Linked DNA regions of Homo sapiens: region 1 is linked to region 2. Evidence: chromatin contacts called from ENCODE Hi-C or POLR2A ChIA-PET data. All regions are on one chromosome and are shown on one strand. The core of a region is the stretch at or near the end of the contact, and the rest is flanking DNA. Distances in the headings are between cores, read along the strand shown. Region 1 overlaps SHISA5 (shisa family member 5). Region 2 has its middle 76 kb from the start of CDC25A.

The links. A loop is a pair of places that touch in the nucleus more often than their neighbours do. ChIA-PET counts read pairs that join two places held with the same protein, here RNA polymerase II (POLR2A). Pooled maps may share reads with other maps.
Region 1: a loop to region 2 is called in a pooled map, with 3 times the contacts of the local background. The contact joins two enhancer-like sites. A Hi-C loop is called at or near these places in 1 of 37 single-sample maps with no recorded cell type and 4 of 50 pooled maps. POLR2A ChIA-PET finds 5 or more read pairs at or near these places in 2 of 52 experiments (HEK293T and WTC11).

Annotation. Positions count from the first base shown.
Region 1 is chr3:48,478,018-48,480,762 of GRCh38, forward strand. It overlaps SHISA5 (shisa family member 5), which reads right to left. Exons shown (of 6, transcript NM_016479.6): 3 at 1,160-1,240. Among named protein-coding and RNA genes, the nearest start is that of TREX1, 13 kb to the left of the region's middle. RefSeq lists an enhancer at 1,455-1,504. Within about 2 kb of position 1,259, at least 6 of the 41 ENCODE cell types and tissues checked have a DNase peak (open chromatin) inside an H3K27ac peak, as active enhancers do.
Region 2 is chr3:48,111,111-48,113,980 of GRCh38, forward strand. No RefSeq gene overlaps it. Among named protein-coding and RNA genes, the nearest start is that of CDC25A, 76 kb to the right of the region's middle. RefSeq lists enhancers at 2,283-2,784, 2,785-2,870. Within about 2 kb of position 1,526, at least 4 of the 41 ENCODE cell types and tissues checked have a DNase peak (open chromatin) inside an H3K27ac peak, as active enhancers do.

The DNA of each region.
Region 1 (2,745 bases), core at 9-2,508, 370 kb after region 2:
CGCTCCCAGAACCCTCTGTGATGCCCACTGTCCTCAGGACGAGGCCCACTCCTTGACTGCCTCCAGGCCCACACAGGCTGGGCATAGGCATCTCCCACGGGGCCATCTGAAAGCCCACAATCCTGGGCCTCAGGGCAGGACAGCCGCTCCTGGGCTCCTGGACGTGGAGGGGAAGGCCTGTAGAGATCTCAGGCTCCAACCAGCCCTGAGGTGTTGAGGAGGGGCACAGCTGCACTTCTTCCCCTCCTCCACGCACAGGAGCCCTGCCCTGATTCTGCTGTAGCCAGTGAGGCCCCACACCTGCCTGGGCCTACAGGATGGGATGGGGCAAAACAAGAACCCAAGCCCCCCACTCAGGCCCAGAGCCCAAGGTCTCTTCCTCCAAAGGGGAAACCCTGCCCTCCTGGGCAGACCTTTTCTTTAAGCGGCTTCTAGATCCACCAGGGAAGAGGGGAGACAGCAAGTGGAACAGACCCAGGCAGGAAAGCCCGCCCTAGTGGCTGCACACCCATTCCACCTCCAGGAAGATGTCACAACTCCTGTTACGGTGGCAATAACACAGGCCGGAGCCCAGCCAAGGGGACTGGGGTTTGGGGGCTGGGGTTGCTCCTTGGTTCCCTGAGAGGAGAGTCCTGACACAGTAACCATGACCCACAAAGCTTCACACAGGAACTGTGGCATCATTGGTTGTCCCAGGACCTCTCCCCACCGTTATCACCCCAATACCATGTGCTTGCCAGCACCACCATCACCCCATCACCATCACCATTGTCACCAATGCCCAATCACAATATACCCGCCCCCATCTACCATCATCGCATGCCCACTACAGCCCCTTCTCTGTCACTCCTGCCCCCATCGGGACCCATCAGTCATCTGCTGACTCAACCCAGCATCTAGGTCAATGTACCCCGGACCCCTGGCCCTTCAATTGTCAACCCCCGACCACAGTCACCCACGTCCCCACCACCCCAGCACACTAATGAAGACACCTTCACAGCATAAGGAGCAAGTGTCCTAGTGGTCAGATATGGTGACAGTTTCTTGGGCTCCACCCCAATGACCGAATCATCCCAGTCCCCCAGATGCACACTGGCCCCCCTGAGCCCTCTTGTCACCTTTGCCAGGAAGATGCACCCAGCCAGCAGGCTTTACTTACCCTGACATGGGGTCGTTGTAGCCAGGGCGAAACCTCAGCGCCGAGCCCAGCTGCTCCACCGGCTCTACACTGGCAGGCACGCTGCAAACAGGAAACCTTGTGATTAGCACAATGAAGCCCCACCGAGCGCCAGCACAAACACTACCTTAGGGCACCACAAAACGTGCACAGAAGCTACTATGAACCGGTGGCTTCAATGGCCTTCCAGAGGTGGACTCTGCCCACACCGGGATCTCATAGCACAAAGCCACACATCCTCTCAGGTGTCCACCAGACTGTCTCCAGGAGAGAACATATGTTAGGCCACAAAACAAGTCTCAGCAGATTTTAGAAGACAGATACCATACAAAGGATCTTCTCTGACCACAACAGGATGAAGTTACAAATCAGTAACCACATTGCCACAAAGTTTATTATAATTTTTTTTTGTTTTTGAGATGGAGTCTTCCTCTGTCACCTAGGCTGGAGTGCAGAGGCACGATCTTGGCTCACTGCAACCTCCGCCTCCCAGGTTCAAGCGATTCTCCTGCCTCACCCTCCTGGGTAGCTGGGATTACAGGCACCCGCCACCATGCGCAGCTAATTTTTGTATTTTTAGTAGAGACAGTGTTTCACCATATTGGCCAGGCTGGTCTCGAACTCCTGACCTCGTGATCTGCCCGCCTTGGCCTCCCAAAGTGCTGGGATTACAGGCGTTAGCCACCACACCTGGCCTACATTTCCACAAAGTTTTTTTTTTTTTTTTGAGACAGAGTCTTGCTCTCTCGCCCAGGCTGGAGTGCGGTGGCGCGATCTCGGCTCACTGCAAGCTCCGCCTCCCGGCTTCACACCGTTCTCCTGCCTCAGCCTCCCGAGTAGCTGGGTCTACAGGCGCCCACAACTACGCCCGGCTAATTTTTTGTATTTTTAGTAGAGACAAGGTTTCACCGTGTTAGCCAGGATGGTCTCGATCTCCTGACCTCGTGATCCACCTGCCTTGGCCTCCCAAAGTGCTGGGATTACAGGCGTGAGCCACCACGCCTGGCCTCCACAGAGTTTTTTTAAAAAGTACTAAAACAACAACAACAACAACAACAAAAAACTCCTACCTTGGGAAACTAAGAAGGTACAAAAAAAAAAAAGCAAAATAAAACCAAAACTCTTGATTTGTATTGTGTTAAATAAGAACTCATAAAGGATACTTACCTGGCAGGGGAGAAGATATCATGATCACGAAGAAGTAATAAAGGAAACTAACAAGTATGTAGAACTAAATGATGAAAATACATCAAAATTCGTGAAACACAGATAAAATAGTTCTTAGAGGGAGATTTGTATCTTTAATAGAATTTATCAAGAAATGGGGGGGCCGAGGAGGGTGGATCTCAAGGTCAGGAGTTTGAGACTAGCCTGTCCAGGATGGTGAAACCCCATCTCTACTAAAAATACAAAAATTAGCCGGGCTCAGTGGCATGCACCTGTAATCCCAGTTACTCGGGAGGCTGAGGCAGGAGAATCGCTTGAACCCAGGAGGCGGAGGTTGCAGTAAGCTCAGATCACGTCACTGCACTCAAGCCTAAGTGACAGAGCAAGACTCAAATGTCAAA
Region 2 (2,870 bases), core at 276-2,775:
AGATGGGCAGATCACTAGAGCCCAGACATTCAAGACCAGCCTGGGCAACATGACGAGACCATCTCTCTACAAAAAAAATAAATACAAAAAAAATTAGGCTGGGTGCAGTGGCTCACGCCTGTAATCCCAACACTTTGGGAGGCCAAGGAGGGTAGATCACCTGAGGTCAGGAGTTCGAGACCAGCCTGGTCAACATGGTGAAACCCCATCTCTACTGAAAATATGAAAAATAGCCAGGCGTGGTGGTGCATGCCTATAATCCCAGCTATTCAGGATACTAAACCTTCAACATATGGGATCTGACTCTATCTCTGGGTAGATAGTGCCAGAATTAAACTGAATTGGAGGACATATAGCTGGTGTCCACAGCTGAAGGACTACTTGCTTGGTGTGGGGGGAAAAACTCCCGTACACTGGTCACAGAAGTATTGTTGACTGCTGAGTAAGAGAATAGGAAAAATCACTTGGTTGTTTTTTTTTGTTCCTCCACCTATAATGTCATGTTTGGTGTCAGAAGTGGGATTTACTACACCAGCCCTGCTCATGGAAACATGTAGTTTGGGAAGAAAAAGGATAAAGGGTGGGAGGTGAGGAACTTTTGATTCCTGGGTGGCCGTGTGGTCCCCCATGGTACGAAGTATCAGCTGTGCTACAATCAGTTACAAAAGGTAAAAGTTACCAATAAAATTTAGAGATGGATCCAACTCCCAGGGAGTAGGTTTACCAAATGGATAAAGAAATGCAAACTAGGCTGGGTGCAGTGACTCACGCCTGTAATCCCAGCACTTTGGGAGGCCGAGGCGGGAGAATCACTTGAGGTCAGGATTTCCTCAACACCAGCCTGGGTGACATGGTGAAACCCTGTCTCTAATAAAAATACAAAAATTAGGTCGGGCACGATGGCTCATGCCTGTAATCCCAGCACTTTGGGAGGCTTCAGCAGGCAGATCACCTGAGGCCAGGAGTTTGAGACTAGCCTGACCAACATGGAGAAACCCCAACCCTACTAAAAATACAAAGTTAGCCAGGCGTAGTGGCATGCGCCTGTAATCCCAGGTACTCAGGAGGCTGAGGCAGGAGAATCGCTTGAACCCAGGAGGTGGAGGTTGCGGTGAGCCGAGATTGCACCATTGCACTCCAGCCTGGGCAACAAGAGCAAAACTCTGTCTCAAAACAATGACAACAACAACAACAAAAATACAAAAATTAGCTGGGCATGGTGGTGCGGGCCTGTAGTCCCAGCTACTTGGGAGGCTAAGGTGGGAGGATCACTTAAGCCTGGGAGGTGGAGATTGAAGTGAGCCTAGATTGCACCACTGCACTCCAGCCTGGGTGACAGAATGAGACCATGTCTCAAAACAACAAAAAAGAAATGCAAACTAATAAGAAAAAAACACAAAATTTCAATTCCTTGTTTACTGTTATATATAATAGCTAAAAATGAAAGTAAAAGGGAGTTCTGGGTCAATCTTGATGCTAGACTAAGTTTAGCTTTCAGTTAGTCTGAGCTTTGGCCACAAGCCACAAAGCCTCCCCCAGAAGGGAAAAATTATAGAGAGACAACAGAAAGTACCTCTAAGACCTGTGGTTACCAAAAAGGCAGTCAATGCGGGGAAGCAGCAAAACCAAGATACTGTGAAAACTAGAGGGATAGTATGAAGGAAGCGTTTCATTTTGCAGATTGGTATCATCAGGCTCCTGAGGAGGCTTTACTAAAATGGATTTTGAGAGCAACAAATTTAGGAGCAGTATCTTTGGTTTGAAGTGCTGCAGAGTGAAAGAGCATGTTTGGGTTGATACAGGACCCACAGCTCACTATGGAACAATCACAGATAGCTCTACGACACACAGACACATAGGAGGTTATTCCCAAGGGAACAGCCAGCCTGATGGACTGGATAAAAGCCATGGTAAGGTCTGTTTACCCTGCAAAGGGGGACTGCCTGGCTCCACCTACAAATGCCAAATAGAACACTCAGATGAAGCAGCTGATATACTTCATATGCAAGCCATATGGGACTGGCTTTAGGATAAATGACATATTCACTCACTTAATATTGCCAAGAACCCTTTAATGGGAACCCCAGCCCCCTAAAATAACTATATTGCTGCAAAAGGGAAAGACAATTCGGGAAGCCTTATCAAATGTACTGTCTCAGATTCCCCTCACGAGTCTTTCAGATGCTAATAAAAACACTACGTTAGCCATTGTTTCGGACAAAGCTCCTGCACTAGGCCCCAAAAGACCAGACTAAAAACTAAAATGGGCCGGGCAAGGTGGCTAACGTCTGTAATCCCATCACTTTGGGAGGCTGAGGCTGGCGGATCACCTGAGGTTAGCCGGGCATGGTGGCGGACACCTGTAGTCCCAGCTACTCGGGAAGCTGAGACAGGAGAATTGCTTGAACCCGGGAGGTGGAGGTTGCAGTGAGCCGACACTGCGCCACTGCACTCCATCCTGGGCAACAAAAGTGAGACTCTGTCTCAAAAAAAAAAAAAAGGAAAAAACTAAAATAGAATTACTCATGCTAAAATTATATGTTAAGAAACCAAGCTGTTTACCTGACCTTCTGAGAAATCAGAAGAATGAGAGATAATAGCCAAATTCCAAAACAGGCCAGTTTTATGTAACATGATGATGAAGTTCCCTCTGTGTGTGTTTTTTGTTTTTTTTTTTTTTTAGACAGAGCCTCGCTCTGTTGCCCAGGCTGGAGTGCAGTGGCGCGATCTCAGCTCACTGGAACCCCTTCCTCCCAAATTCAAGCTATTCTCGTGCCTCAGCCTCCTGAGTAGCTGGGGCTACAGGCACGTGCCACCATGCCCAGCTAATTTTTTGTATTTTTAGTAAAGACAGGGTTTCACCATGTTGG